Regions from separate parts of the Mus musculus genome. Here region 2 is linked to region 1. A link is a loop called in an ENCODE intact Hi-C map of the cell type or tissue named here. Cell type or tissue: left cerebral cortex. All regions are shown on one strand.

Region 1 (8,000 bases):
GCAATCCCAGCACTTCGGGAGGTAGAAGCAAAAGGATCAGAAATTCAAGGTCTCACACACAACTACATGAGGTTGAAACTAGCCTGGTTATAAAAGATAAACTAATAGACAGAGCCAAAAAAAAAAAAAATGAGCATGGGCTTGAGGTGTATAGCACAGTGGTATCTAGTTTATCTACCATGTGCAAGGTCCCAAGATCACGCTCAGCACTAGAATGAAACACAGCCACTGCTACAGGAACGGGATGCGCAGTAGAATACAAGCTTGACCATCGTGAATAGGGTTCTAGTTTAATTTCTCCGAGGGGGCGGGGGGGACGACGACGACAAACTAAATCCAAGTATTTGTATGCAATTCTATTTTTTTTAAAAGATTTATTTATTTATTATACGTAAGTACACTGTAGCTGTCTTCAGACACACCAGAAGAGGGCATCAGATTTCAGTACAGATGGTTGTGAGCCACCATGTGGTTGCTGGGAACTGAACTCAGGATCTCTGTAAGAGCAGTCAGTGCTCTTAACCCCTGAGCCACCTCTCCAGCCCGCAACTCTATTTTTAAACCAGTCCATTCAGGGACTAATTTATTGTTGGGTTCCTACTTCTTGTGGAGAGACACACCACATTCATCTACTCAACCCAGCTAGGAGCCACCAAAGTCCAACTTGGTGAGCCAGTAAGTTTTATTGGAGAGTTACAGGAATGTGGGTGAGGGGTTGCTTTCAGGAGCAGAAATGACTCAAAGACAGCTGCATCAACCAAATTCCACCCCAGAAAGAGTGTCATGTCAGCTCACAGAAGCTGGGAAACCTGGAGCTCACTGCACAGCCTGCAGGCAGCACAACAGGTTGGAGAGTGTCTTTTCAAAGTGACTGGCCTAAGCCTCTTCCAGGCAGCTTGGACAGTCTCTGCAGTTTTGTTGGTCTGAGAGTCTCCTTCATACCTGGAGGGACTCAGCTCTCATTGCTTAGTCTGACAGGCAGGGCCTAGTGAATCTGGTCAGGTTTAGGGACTTCTTGCAGCTATTTTGAGTCCTTCCGTTCACATTCTGCAATCTTGCCTGAGTTCTGCCACCACCTAGCTGTGACAGTGTCCCCTCCCAAGTGGCAGCAGAAGCACTGGGGTGGGGCTGAAGCAGAATGGCTCAAAGCAAAACCAGGGCCAATGGTGGCGCACACCTTCATCCCAACACTTCAACAGAAAGCAGAGGCAGGAGAATGTCTGTGAGTTTAAGGCCAGCCTAGTTAGTCTACAGATAGAGTTCTAAGAAAGCCAGGACTAAACAGAGAGACACTGACCCTGCCTCAAAAATCAATAGAGAAATAATTTGAGACCAACTTGGACAATACATCAAGACCTTGTCTCAAAAAAATTGAATAAAATTTTTTAAAAAGAATTATTTATTATATGTGTATGAGTACACTGTAGCTGTCTTCAGACAGACCAGAAGAGGGTGTCAGATCCCATTACAAATGGTTGTGAGTCACCATATGGTTGCTGGGAACTGAACTCAGGACCTCTGGAAGAACAGTCAGTGCTCTTAACCAATGAGCCATCTCTCCGGAGAGCCCATAAAATTTTTTTTAATTGGCAGGTTATGTTTATACATACAAATTTTAAGAATCACTGTTAAAATGAGGAAACACTAAGCAAATTTTAAAATTTGCATTTCAGATAATGCACTATGTCTGAACAAAGAAAATGATGCACATTAGACTTGGCACAACTCAGGGGAAAATCAACTTTGACAATCACAAAACAATAAATCTCAGTAACCATGGCCAATCAGCAGGTAACTAACTACCTCTCAGTGCTGCCTGTCGGGAGAGTGGCAGCTCTGTTTTGCCATCTCTGAAGTCTAACACTCCATAATTCTCTAAGGGCTGCTGTACACACGCGACATAGTGGAAATCATGAAAAAACCTCAGTAACACAGCAAACGGTGCTTAAAACCAACTATCGGGCCAGAGAGAAGAATATGGCTGCTCACAACCCTCTGTAACTCCTGTTCAAGGGGTATTGGTCCTCCTTTAGCATCTGAGGGCACCAGGCATGTACACACACACACACACACACACACACACGCCCGCGCGCACGCGCAGGTAAATACACTCAAGAATGTAAAAAACTTAAAAATCACTTTTAAAAGCCTGATTAGGACTAAATCATTTGTTAGGGTAGGTAGGTAGGCTTTAATTCACAAATATCAAAGTTCTCTTCTATTTCAAGCTATCTTACTTCACAAACTCCCATGGGTGATTTCTCACTTAACAATAGTTAACCTCACTAAAACCTTAAAAAGGAGTCTTTCAGCTCCCAAACTGACTCAATCTCCCTTACTAACAGTGAGGGGAAACAGGAGGGAGCAAGAAGGAAAATACTACGAACAAACCATGATCTGTGAAAAAAAAAAAACACCAAAATACAAGTAACACAAGCAAACAGGCAAAATCCACTTGTGAACTGGTCACTATCACTTACTTAGGGATGAATTCAGTCCTTTGAGTTTCCTAGTTCCCAGGGGGAGAACTTAAACAGCCCCCTACCACCAACACCACCACCCGCCCCCGCCCCCCTGGCTCCCAAGTAGCCCTCCTGGCTGCCTGATGAATACAGTGGACGTTAAAAAAGGAATGCAAACAGGGAAGGTATCTCCCTCCAAAAGAAAAGGGGATCTTAGAACGACGGAGAAAATGAACAGTGCCCAAACCAGCAGAAACTTGAAAATTATAACGGAGGAACAGCAAGAAGGGGAAGTAGATTTTTTTTTAAAGGGGGCGGAGGGACCAATGACTGGCGCTACAGATGCTTTTCGTGTCCCTAGTAGCGTAGAATGGAGACAGAAGGCAAAAACGGAAAAGTGAAAGAGAGGTGAAGAAGTCAAAAACAAAAAACAAAACAAAAAAACAACAACAACAAAACCCAGTTTCTCTAGCCTCTTTCTGAGTGTCAACAGCACCGAAAGATGACGTTGAACGCGCTTCGGCTACCCGGCAAACTGCACTGCTATAGCTTTTGAACACAGCCTAAAATCCCTTTCTTACCAACCCACACGACCTAAGAGTGTTGCAGGAACCAACGGGGCTCTCTCCCCAAAATTCCTTCCTTCCAGCATTCCTATCCGCTGCTGCTGCTGCTTCCCCCCCACCCCCCAACAAGTATTTTTTCCCCCTCAAGTCCTTCTAAAAAGAGAAGCGCCCAACTCTCACAAAGACCCGTCGGCGGGTCCGGGTAACAATCATTCTAAGTCACGGTGGATTCCCGCACACAATTCCACCGCAAGATGCCAAGAGGCGGTGACGTGGTGGCCTTGCAGGTCAAAGGAGCATCAATCACCACGTTAGCTGCGGGCACCGAATCCCCCGCCTCCCGGGCTCAGTCAGCCTGACTCAGAGCAGCAGCCTGCGCCTCTCGGCTGCTCCGGGCTCCCCAGCGTCCAGCCGGACGGCCGCCACACCAGACCTCCCCGGCGGGCCGGGTCTCTGCCCCCAGCGGGAGGAAGACCGGCACCAGGAAGGAAGCGCCCCAAAAGGGGAAACGAGGAGACGGCTGCGCAGCCGCTGCGCTCGGGTCCCAGCCTTCCCCGGCCCGCGAGCGGCCCTCCCCGGCAGCCCCGAGCAGCCCGGGCCCGAGCCGCTCGCCGCCGCGCGGCGCGGGGACCACGGAGCTCCCGCTCACTTCCCGCCCGCTCCCCTGCACTCACCGTGACGCGCCGTCCACTCCGTCACCCGGCCCGGCCCGCCCTGCGCTGCCGCCCGCAGCCGCCAACCTCGCTGCTGCTCCCTGACTGCGGCGCCCGCTGCCCCGACCGCCGTCCCGGCCGCAGCCCCGCTCGCTCTCGCCGCCGCCGCCGCCCGATCGCAGAAGCAACAGAGCAACCTAGCTTCCGCTCCTCGCCAGGGTCCCGCGAGAACTTCCCCACGCGGCCCCGCCCCGCCGCGCCCCGCCCCCGCGAGACTTCCCCCGGCGGAAAAGGCCCAGAGCGCAAGCGCTCCTCCTCCGCTCCGCCCGGCAGGTAGCCTAGAGGGGGGCTTCGCGCATGCGTCAGCTCGGCCCGCAGCAGGTGGCACGGACTCGGCTCCGCCCCTGGGCCGTTGTAACCCTCTACGTGCCGGAGCAAGTGAATTACAGCTCTGCTCTAGAGGAACGGCGCTTTCCACACTCTAATCACGTCCTTTCTACCAAAACAAAGCAAAGAGGCACCGAGGAGCGGGGAGAGATCTCAGGATGGCTCAACCCAAATAGAGGACCAGTTCTAGAAACGTTTGGGGATCTGGTTCGTGCAACCTGCAGTATTCGATGAATTGTTTGATTAGTCTGTTCACGCAGTGAACCACATACCCAGTGTAAGTAAGCACTGTGCTGGGTAAAGAAGATGAAACAACGAGCAGAGATCCTGGCCTTCAAGAGGTTAAATCGAGAGAAGCAGCAGAAGAGTAAACAAGTAATGTCTTGGCTGGAGAGACCTCTCAGGTCAAAAACTGCTTGCTGCTCTTCCAGAGGACCTGCACCCACACCAGATGGCTCACAACTGTCTGTAACCCCAGTTCCAGGAGACTTAGTGCCGCTGGCCTCTGATAGCACTAGCATTCACCTGCACACACCCTCATGCGCGCGCGCGCGCGCGCGCACACACACACACACACACACACACACACACACACACATACACACACAGCTATAACACTTACACATAGCTCTTTGGGGGAATGCTGAGGAAGCCAAAAAGATAGAGAAAGGCTGGCTCTGTTCCTCAGCCCACTGTATAAAAGACTTAACAAAGAAGGTGATGTGGAACTGAGTACTGGAGGGCGAGTAGGAGTTCCACAGCACAGGAGCCAGGGTAAGCGCTTAGCCAACAAACGGAATGGCACAGAACAGAGAGATGGATGGAGGCGTGAGAAAGTCGTGTTCTGTGCGATGCAAAGTGCATAGATAGGTTCCTGTGCGGGGCTGCCGGTTTTGGGGGAGTAGTAGATGAAGCTTGGAGAAGTACCTCTCAGTTCCAAAAGCTCTTTTCAATTATAGGAGAGCAAGAACACAGCCAATGTCAATGTGTTCTCTAGAAGCCAACAAAATACAGTTAAGAATACCCAAGCCTCTGCTACAATAATGAGTCCACTAAAATAAGGCAAGTGAATTGTTCTTTCGACAAGTGTTTACTGAACATCATTTGCAATTGAAAATGCCTTTCAGAGCAAAAGATGAAGCCAATGACTCCAGCAGTTTGCGATTTAGATAGAGCTACTTAGTTTCAAAGAGAAGAACGCTGGCCCTAAGTACCAGGGACCTACATATTAGAATGACCAGTTACAAAAGGGAGAGCTGCCCGGCAGAGGTGGTGCATGCCTGTAATCCCAGCACTTGGGAGGCAAGGCAGGTGGATTTCTGAATTTCTGAGTTCAAGGCCAGCCTGGTCTACAGAGTGAGTTCCAGGACAGCCAGGATGGCACAGAGAAACCCTATCTAAAAAATAGGGGGGGGGCTGTCATTTGGTGGTGGAATAATGAGAGGTGAAGCCAGGGTGCTCATCTTAGGTTTCAGTGTCAAGTGATGTGCAACCTTAAAGCCTGGGAAGTAGATATCTGTAGGAAATGACAATATACCATCCAAATACCAGAGTCACAGCAACTCCATAGGACAGCTAATGCCTTCATTTCATTCTTAGATACAGACAGTGAGAAGACAGATCTCGTGACCTACCACCTGTTAGCCCTTCACCAGGAGTTCTGAGGCAAGAGGATTAAGACTTTTGAGGCTGTAAAACTGGAGAGATGGCTCAGTGGTTAAGAGCACTTGAGAAAGACCCAGGCTTCATTCCCAGCATCTTCATGGCACTAACGATCATCTATAACTCCAGTTCTTGGGAATCCAAGGTCACTTTCTGACACCACACACACATATGGTACACATACATCCTTGTAGGCAAAGCACTCATACAAATAAAGTGAAAAATAATTTTAAAGGGGATTTGAGTCTATCCTGAGCTGTATGGCAAGACCCTGTCACTAAGAACAAAACAAAAACATTTTAAGGAAAAGATGTTAATAAGGAATACAAAATATTAAATATGCCCAAAATTAACCCAGTCATACCTTGCTCTAAAACTTGAGTTTTCTTCCCCCACTATATTCTAGAGTAGTGGATGGGGGGAACAGAAATGAAGGAGTAGGAATTAGGGCTGGAGAGTTGGCTCAGTGGTTAAGAGCACTCATTGCTCTCCCAAAGGTCCTGAGTTCAATTCCCAACACCCATATGTCAGCTCTTCTGGTGTGTAGATATACATACAGAAAAGTACATATGTGTGTGTGTGTGTATGTAAATAAATAAATCTTTTTCTTTTTCTGAGACAGGGTTTCTCTGTGTAGCCCTGGCTGTCCTGGAACTCACTCTGTAGACCAGGCTGGCCTCAAACTCAGAAATCTGCCTGCCTCTGCCTCCCGAGTGCTGGGATTAAAGGCGTGTCCTGTCACCACATCCTCGCGTCCATTGATGGATCCCAAATACTGAGTACTGGGGAAGGAGTAAAATGATGTCATTTGTAAAGCAGCATCACCATTCAGACTTAGAGTCCAAGTGTTTGTAGAAGGGAACGTGGGAATGTGGGAGGCAGAACAGGAGAGGGTTCCGCCCAGCGGCAGAGCAGCTGACACGCAAGTGTAAGACCCTGGGTCCTAGCTCTACCACGGGGATTAAGTGGGAAGAAACTGAAGTGACATCACACGTCTACTTATGGGGCATAGTAGCTGTGCTTCCATGGAAGTCAAGGCAGGAAGATCAAGAGTTCAAGGTCATCCTCTGCTATCAAATTGGAGACCAATCAGGACTATATAAAACTCTGTGTGTGTGTGTGTGTGTGTGTGTGTGTGTGTGTGTGTGTGTGTGTGTGTGTGTGTGTGTGTAAAATAAATATAAACATAGTCACAGGATCATCAGAGCTACATAGAGAGGCCCTGTATCAAAATAAATAAACAGGACCAGAGAAAGAGCTCAGCAGTTGAGAATGTGCACTGTTCCCGTGGAGAACCTGAGTTTGGTTCCCACCACTCACATTAGGCAGCTCACAGCCACCTGTGATTCCAACCCTAGGAAGATCCAATGCCTTTGATCTCTGAGAGCACCTCTGCGCTCTCTCTCTCCCTCTCTCTCCTCTCTCTCTCTCTCACACACACACCTATACACACACGCACATGCACACATACCTACCCACTCACACTCAGAGAGACACATACACACAAACATGCACATATTCAAAATTAAAACAATAAAAAACAGAGCCTGGAGAGATGACAGAAAGGTTAAGATCACACTCTGCTCTTTCAGAGGACCTGGGCTCAATTCTCAGCACCCACCTGTGGTTCACTGTTCTCTAACTCAAGTTATAGAGAATCTAACACCCTCTTTGGCCTCCCGGAGCACCGAGCATGCACGAATTACACACACATACATGCAGACAAACCACATATACACATAAAATAAAATAATAGTAATAATAAATAATAAATTATTACCAGGTGTGGTGGTACACACCTATAATCCCGACACTCCAATGGTAGAGTCAAGAGAATCAGGAGTTCAAATCCACTCTCAGATACATAGGACATACAAAGCCAGCCTAGACAATATAAGACCCTGTTCCAAGCAATAAACAAGAAAAGATCACACTTCCAATCAGACCTTGAGCCTTAACTCCTCTTCTATCTAGGCAAATGTTTGCAATTATACTTAGAGCAGATTGTACTGCCAACCAGTCAGAGAGGATATTAGAGGAAAAAGGAAGTCTCTGGGTTGGGGGTGGTACAGGGAAGTGGCGGGAGGAAGTGAGGGTGTGCCTGCCGGCTTTTGAGTGGAGGATGCAACACTCCAGGACATGCAGGTAGAAGGATCCAAAAGTGCCTATGTTTGTCCCCTCCAGTGAGAAGGATTTTTCTGCCTAGGGTTTGACACAGAATGTAAAAGACATAGTTCTAAAAATATGACCCAGGCTGGGCTGGTGGCTTT
Region 2 (8,000 bases), 81 kb before region 1:
ACTCCTCTTAAATTGCTCTCTGGCCTTGACACCCTGGTAGGAATTGTTTAGCAAGCATGCCTCCCGCAGCTTCGTCACTGAAGAAATAAAAAATAATCTGAAATCTAAAGATGAAAAGTGTAGTACCACTCAGTACCACTTGGGACAGGGTCAGGAGAGGGAAGGCGAACAGGATGGGGAGGGAAGGCCTAAGGTGCAGCTAATGGATAATGTGGTTAGTGCTCAGGTGGTTAGAGCAGATCTCCCATGAAGGCAAACTGGCAGAGTGGGGCTTGCCGCCAAGCATCTCCCTTTCTCTGCTCCATGGAGCAACGTGACCCCAAGCACCCAACCAGATTAGGTCCCCTGACACCTACTTGGACAGCTCCGTAGCCTATGGACAGAATCTGGGCTGGAACGTGTCCTTTCCAGAATGCTCTTGGGCCTTCCTCTTGCAGGATCTGCTTGGCTGCCTGGAAGATTCCGTGGTATTTGGCATTGGGGTCACTTGGACACAGGCGTTCAATCTGGAGCTAGAGATTAAAATATAAAAGGTCAGGGGGTGGGGGTAGGGTAACTGACAAGGGGAAAATTAAAGGAAAAGAAATACTTCACCTTGACAGAATTCTAAGTTTTGGGGACTGCCTTTGCTGGGACTAACCCTGTCCCCTGGCCCATCACAAGGAATAGTGGGGGAAGGGTACCTGGAAACGGATCTTGATGACGTCCAAAGGGCTGATCAGGGCACGGGTGACAAATCCTGACACTGATCCCGCCACCGCCACCTCCAACTTGGAGTTACTCCTGACATCTGCTTTGGCGTCATAGCCAACCATCCCTGCCTCTGGTCCGTCCAACGTCCATGAGTATCAAGCTAAGTGTAAAAGCCACAGAGTAAAGACAGCTTCCTTAGGGCCTCTCCTCAGGTGCCACCTCCTGCAGCTGCCCACCCTGCCCAGCCTTTCTCCCTCAGGATGCTGCTTCTTGTCCTCCCATGATTAGAATACAAGCCTGCAGAACGGGGCGGTGATGGCACATACCTTTAGTCCCAGCACTTGGGAGACAGAGACAGTTGGATCTCTGTGTTTGAGGCTAGCCTGGTCTACAGAGCAGGTTCCAGAAATGACTAGGACTACACAGAATAACCCTGTCTCAAAAACAAAAACAAAACCCAACCTCCTCCCCTCCAACCCATCCCCCCGCCCCATGCAAGCCTATGGAAACATAGTTTTTATTTAAATGTTGAACCTTCCTCATCCAGTAACAGAAAAGACCAATCATATAGCAGGGTGAAGAACACTTGTTGCTTAATCGTGGACACTGGAATTCAGATCCCAGGGTCCACGTAGTTCAAACACCTTTAACTCTAGCTCTAAGAGATCCAGTGCTCTCTTCTGGCCTCTGAGTGTTCCTGCATATATGTGGATGCAGGGACTGACACACCTACAACACTCACCCACCCATACACACATACACACACACACACACACACACACACACAAATAATTAAAAATAGACTTAGGGCTGGAGAAAGGGCCTAGAGATTACGAACACTTGTTACTCTTGCAGAGGACCTGGTTTGATTCCCAGCACCCACACTGCAGCCCACAACTATCTGTAACTCCAATCCTGGGTCATCCCAGACCCTCTTCTGATCTCCACAGGCACCAGTCATGCAGATGATGTGCATACATACATGAATGTGAGCAAAACACTCATATGCATGAAATATATGAATCTAAATTTTATTAAATTAAAAATATAATTCTAGTCAAGTTACCACTATCCAAAGTCACTCCCAAGTGTCTTCTTCATGCTTCCTTCGACTGTAATCCCACCCAGCACTTGAGACTCCAGGCCAGCAACAGCTAGTGTAGTAGAAACCCCCTCCTGTGGTGTTTTGAATGAAAATGGCACCCATAGGCCCACTATTGGGAGGTGTGCGCCCCTGCTGGAGTGAGTGTGGCCTTGTTGGAGAAAGTGTGTCACTTGGGGTGTGCTTTGAAGTTTCAGAAGCTCAAGCTAAACCCAGTGTCTGTCTTTCTGTCTGTCTGTCTATCTCTTTTCCTGCTGCCTGCTCATCCAGATGTAGAACTCTCGGCTACTTCTCCAGCACCATGTCTGCCTACACGCCACCATGCTTCCCAGTATGGTGACAGTGGATGAAACCTCTGAACTGTAAGCCACCCCCAATTAAATGTTTTCCTTTATAATGTTGCTGTGAGGCCCAGCACTCACCTTTAATCACCACCCCCTACACACACACACACACACACACACACTGGCGAGGCAGAGGAAGGTGGATCTGACTTCTAGGACAACCAGGGCTACATGGAGAAATCATGACTTGAAAAGCAAAACAAAAAGATCACAGCAAAAGAACTTTAACTAAGACACCCCCAAAACAAAAGAAACAAACAAAACACCTAAGAAGAGAAGCCTTTGAAAAGGCCGTCAAATTAGCCCGCAGCTGAAGCAAGCACAGTGACCAGGAGGTCAGGACACTGGTTCCCCGCCTTGCCTTCTCTCATTCACCCTGGAACCGTTCCAGTAGGTTCCCCTGGGAAACTCAGTCAGGTTAAACCAGGGCAGAGGACTAAGTCACTGAACCGTCTTCTTAAGGGTGACTGGGCTGCCCAGTCCTTCATGGTCTCAAGTTTCCCTCAGTCTAAGAGGGGAAGAAGAGATAGCAAAGATGCAGGCCTCCTGGCTCGTTGTCCACAGACACCGAGAAGCTAGCAAGTCTGCCTGCAAACCCAGACGGAAACTGCACCGTTCAAGCCAAACACAAGGTGGGAGAGGCTGTTGTGTCCGGATTTCTAGAAATGAGCACTTCTGCATTGCTGGATACGGGTCCAGAAGACTGGGTTTTGACTCCTAGGGAGACTGAGGTGGAAGGACCACAGTGTGAGGGCCAGCCTGGACTACACAGCTCAACTCAGTCTTAAAGGCTAGAAGGAAATCTGTGACTCACACCTGTAACCTAGAACCCTGGAGGCAAGGGCAAGAGGACTGGGAGCCAGCCTGGGCTATATAAGACCTCAAGAAATTCAGAAATTCAGACAAAAGGCAAAATGCTAGCCAAACATGTACAAGACCATGGGTCCTGCTCCCCAGCACTAAAAGGAGTCACGGTAGAGTCCCTGCCTTTTATGCACAAAATCCTGAGTTTATAAACCCATTGTTACAAAAATAAATAATAAATAAATAAATAAATAAATAAAAGCCTATATGCACAGGGATGGTTTAGCAGGTGAGGGGACCAGCTGTCAAGCTGGAAGACCTGTGTTAAGGGAACTGGTTACTCCCCTTTTTTTATTGTTGATTTTTGGGTTTTTTGTTTTCGAGACAGGGTTTCTCTGTGTAGCTCTGGCTATCCTGGAACTCACTCTGTAGACCAGACTGGCCTTGAACTTAGAGGACCCCCCCACTCTGGGTTGTTACCTCAGTGCTAGGATTCTAGGCATGTGCCCCCACCCGCAGGCTCTGGCTGCTGCTCTTACTGAGGACCTAGTACCCATAAGAAGGCTCACAGCAGTCATTCCAGTCTCTGGGGATCCGAAACTCTTTCTCCTGCCCCAGGCATGCATGCGGGGAAAACACTCATTTACAGCAAAATAAAAGTAAAAAGACATTTAAATGAAATAAAATACCAACTCAGGTTTCCCTTGTGGGAAGTAGGAGATGGCGTCTGACTGCCTGGCTCAAACTGCTCATCAAGTTAAGTGATAAAAACCAGTAAGTCACACACACCTAAAAAGCTTTAAAAGTGTTTGCCTTCAAGAAAACTAAAAAACACAAACATTTTTACAACCCAGGCGAGGAAAGTATCACATTTGTTAACGTACCCTGGGTTCAGTCTCCAAAAACCAACACAGCAGTGTAGTCTGTAATTCCAGCACTTGGGAGGTGGGAGGCATGAGGACCAAGAGTTCAAGGTCACCCTTAAGAACATAACAAGTTCGAGCCTAGCCAGGATTATACGGTCGCAAACCAATAACAAAAATAAATAAAGGGAAATATTAATCTCCTGTTTATTCAAAAATCTTCGTGCATTAACAGTCTTGCTATCTAAACAGATAAAAAATGATTTATAATATAAATAAATATAAATGCAGGATTGAGACAGGGCGGCTGCTGACCTGAGTGGCAGTGATGGGGGTGCAAGCGAGTTTCTTCACCCTGCAGCTTTTCTACCTCAGACTCCACTGTCGGGTGGACAGGTGTCCTTCGGTGACTAACCGAGAGCCCATGTGATCTGCTGAGGCGCTCTGCAGACAGCCTCGCGTGAGTGCACTGTCCAGGCTTTCCGGGGATGGGGTGGGGTGGAGAGGGCGTCTCCGTGAGTCCGGGGCAGTGGACACCCCATGTGCAAACGCCTACGATGGTGAGTGGTGGTGGGAGGGATTCGCCTTCCGTGTCTCTGAAGATGCTCCTGGGGTCAGGTGTGCCTCGTGAGCATCCGTCCCCGCCCCACGTGGATACCTGCCCTTCTCTGTTCTGACACACGGAGTGGGGGTACCGGCCCCCGAGAGTACCGGGAAGAAAGCAAAGCCAGAGGTCCACTCACCTGACACTTCAGGCCCGTCCGGGCTCCTCAAGCTCAGTTCTCCCTCCCTCTCAGTGTAGCCCAACAGCAAAACTTAACAGCACTTGCCAGTAACTGACAGGCTGCTAGGCCAATCACCGTGCAGCTTTTGGCCGCCGCTGGACGAATCGTTGTACGTCGAAGGTCCCATCCCAATGTCACTGTCCAGATACCGCTAGGTACTGTAGTCTTCCGCTTCCAAGCCCCACCCCCTTGAGAAGCTGCAGAGACTCCTGGGAGGTGTAGTACCACAGCGCCTTGCGTGCGCATTTCCGACGCCGTAAAAGAGCGGATGGCGAAGTTGGCTTTTACGACCTTCTAGAGGGCCTCTCATTGGCGCGATCCTCTGAAGTCTGCGCGGCTATGGAATATTAGAGCTCGCTGAACTTGACCCAGTTTTTATTTTTTATTTTCCAAATCAATGTAGTCTTAGAAGTCATATAACTTTGGAAAAGATGGCGGGAAGCCTGGTATTATTAGCCTGAAGGACTGGAGTTGGGTCGGGGTTAGATGGGTTCTTTGGGATAAGAACCTTTAAGGGAGTTGTACACACACACACACACACACACACACACACACACACACACACACACACACACGGGTCGGGGTTAGATGGGTTCTTTGGGATAAGAACCTTTAAGGGAGTTGTACACACACACACACAAACACACCCGGAGGAAACTACACACACACACACACACACGGAGGAATAAGAACCTTTAAGGGAGTTGTACACACAAACACACACACACACCCGGAGGAAACTACACACACACACACACACACACACACACACCCCCGGAGGAAATTTAGCACCGGAAGGACGATCGGTAGTTCAACATCAACCCAGAGTTCAAGGCCAGCCTAAGCTACGTGAGACCCTGACCTCTAAAACAAAAAGTTTATCTGAACTGAGATCTAAGTAATTTGCTGCAACTTCTTAATGTATCATTACTTACATGTTTTTAAATCAGTGGTTTATTTGTTACAGTTTAAGAGTTAATCTTAGCCAGGCGTGGTGGCGCACGCCTTTAATCCCAGCACTCAGGAGGCAGAGGCAGGAGGATTTCTGAGTTCGCGGCCAGCCTGATCTACAAAGTAAGTTTCAGGACAGCCAGGGCTATACATATATATATATAACCATATATATATATATAACCCTGTCTCAAAAAACCAAAAAAAAAAAAAGAGTTAATCTTTTTTAAAGATTTATTTATTTTATGTACATAAATGCACTGTAGTTGTCTTCAGACACACCAGAAGAGGGCATCGGATCCCATTACAGATGGTTGTGAACTATCATGTGGTTGTGGGAATTGAACTCAGAACCTTTGGAAAAGCCGTCATCTTTTTGTTGAGCCATCTCTCCAGCCCCTTTTTGTATTTTTTTTTTTTGGTTTTTCGAGACAGGGTTTCTCTGTGCAGCCCTGGCTGTCCTGGAACTCACTCTGAGTTCTGACCAGGCTGGCCTCGAACTCAGAAATCCACCTGCCTCTGCCTCCCGAGTGCTGGGATTAAAGGCGTGCGCCACCACGCCCGGCTTCCTTTTTGTATTTTTTAAGAACACCTCAAGAAACAGCTGGCTGGGCAGTAACAAATCTCTGGATAGCTTTTCTCATTTTGTTTTCCAAGTAGCAGAAATGACAGAAGTTTTTAAAGGTTAATAGTGGGGGGGGGGGGGTACACAAGGAGAGGCGAGAGGACAGCTTGCAAGAATCAGTCCTCTCCTTCCACAGGATCCAAGGGGTTGAATTTAGTTTTCAATCTTGATAAGAAGCACCTTTACCTACTGAGTCATCTCCAAAGCTAGCCTTCAAGTGTCGGAAACTACAATCTTAAAGATCGGTTCTTGTGTAGCCTCAGACTGTTACGTGGCTGTGGGTGACCCATGACTCTCCTTCCTTCACTTCCCGTCTGAGCCATCATGCCTGGCCTAGAAGTTTTTAGGTGTAATGAACGCTAGTCTTACTGCTTAGGTGGGGGAGTGGATCTTGCCTAGGCAAAGGTTCATTTCTCCAGGCAGGCACGCTGGGATCTCCCTCTGACCGCAGCTCTCAGAATCAGGAAAACCTCAACTTCAGGACCATCCGATTTGGCCCATATGGCCAACTCTGTGGCAAAATCTTCCCCCACTGCATTTTCTAATGCATGCACTGCAGGTTTATGCACATATGTCTCTGATCCGGTTTGAGTTGGTTTGAGTTGGGTGTGTGTGGTGTGTATTGTTCAGGTATATGCTTCTCGGTATGTGCCTATGAGGGCCCGAGAAAGGGTGTTTGTCTCTACCTTACTGACTTGAAACAGGGCCTCTCAGGGTTATCTTGTTTGGCTATGCCAACTGGCCAGTAAGCTCCCCAGGACCCACCTGTTTCTCTCCTGTCTTCCCGGTCCTCCCCCACCCCACACCCCCAGTAATGGGGTCATAGCCAGGCACATTTTTGACCTGGGTGAAGGAGATTTGAACTCATATCCTCATACTTGTAAGTAGTTCTGCCCCAATCCCCGATTTAGATGTTGTTTCAGCAGATGGACTTTTGTTTTGTTTTTTTTGTTTTTTTTTTGTTTTTTTTGTTTTTTTTTTTTTTGAGACAGGGTTACTCTGTGTAGCCCTGGCTGTCCTGGAACTCACTTTGTAGACCAGGCTGGCCTCGAACTCAGAAATCCACCTGCCTCTGCTTCCCAAGTGCCAGATGGACTATTACTACAGTTGAAGAATCTATTTTTCTCAGGTGTGTTCGTCTCCTTTTCCACCTCTGTTGAAACGGTTGTTTGCATGTACGTCGCGCTTGATTCCGCTGTCTTCACTCAATATGTGTATATAAGCCCTGTACACACACACACACACATCTCACACACACACACACATCACACACACACACACCACCTGAATAGGTGCCAGGATTCTTTCACTTGTTCCCCAGTTCTGATTTTTGCATATTTGCAATCTGGTCATCTAAGTTCAATATATTTAGTAAAGCCAGTCATGTGAAAAGATAAAAAAAAAAAAAAAAAAAAACCAGTTCCCGTCAGCTTGGGGAAGTGAAGCCTTCTGTGACCTCATCACACCCGAAACAGAAGCCTAAGAGTTCTTCTGGACTTCCCCCGCCTCCTAGGAGTGAATAACGTCTCCACCGTCTTGAACAAATAGGCTTGGCCACTCCCAGCTGAGCCACCCTGGGGGAGGGGAATGGCCCCCAGCAGTCTGCTCTCAGTAAGAAGTCAGTGTGAGCTTGGTGGAAGGGAACTTGCTGTGAGTCTCAGGCTTCACTTTCTCCATCCATTCAGACAAAGAAGGTAGACTTCAGGGTGCCCAAGCTACGCTGCCTCTGTAGATCTGTATGTCAAAAACCCTGTCAGCCCAAGCTGATACAGAATCGCTTGGACGCTGCCTCCCTACCCCCACCCCACCTCCTCTTTGAGACAGGGTTTCTCT

What was found. Peaks named below come from ENCODE experiments on the same cell type or tissue, not always from the same donor. Only the 100,000 strongest peaks of a DNase experiment are listed, where the experiment ranks them.
Region 2: a loop joins it to region 1, with 5 times the contacts of the local background. A loop is called at or near these places in 16 of 42 quality-filtered maps.

Annotation. Positions count from the first base shown.
Region 1 is chr11:115,704,692-115,712,691 of GRCm38, forward strand. It overlaps Grb2 (growth factor receptor bound protein 2), which reads right to left and starts at 3,906. Exons shown (of 6, transcript NM_008163.4): 1 at 3,703-3,906. In left cerebral cortex, a CTCF peak has its summit at 428 (motif pointing right); DNase peaks (open chromatin) are centred at 2,787, 3,378, 4,021 and 4,788; H3K4me3 peaks cover 2,533 bases; H3K27ac peaks cover 1,825 bases.
Region 2 is chr11:115,623,516-115,631,515 of GRCm38, forward strand. Slc25a19 (solute carrier family 25 (mitochondrial thiamine pyrophosphate carrier), member 19) reads right to left here and starts at 4,780. Exons shown (of 7, transcript NM_026071.3): 1 at 4,550-4,780; 2 at 684-853; 3 at 357-512. The coding sequence starts at 815. In left cerebral cortex, CTCF peaks have their summits at 131 and 4,817; DNase peaks (open chromatin) are centred at 4,732 and 7,710; H3K4me3 peaks cover 1,730 bases; H3K27ac peaks cover 986 bases.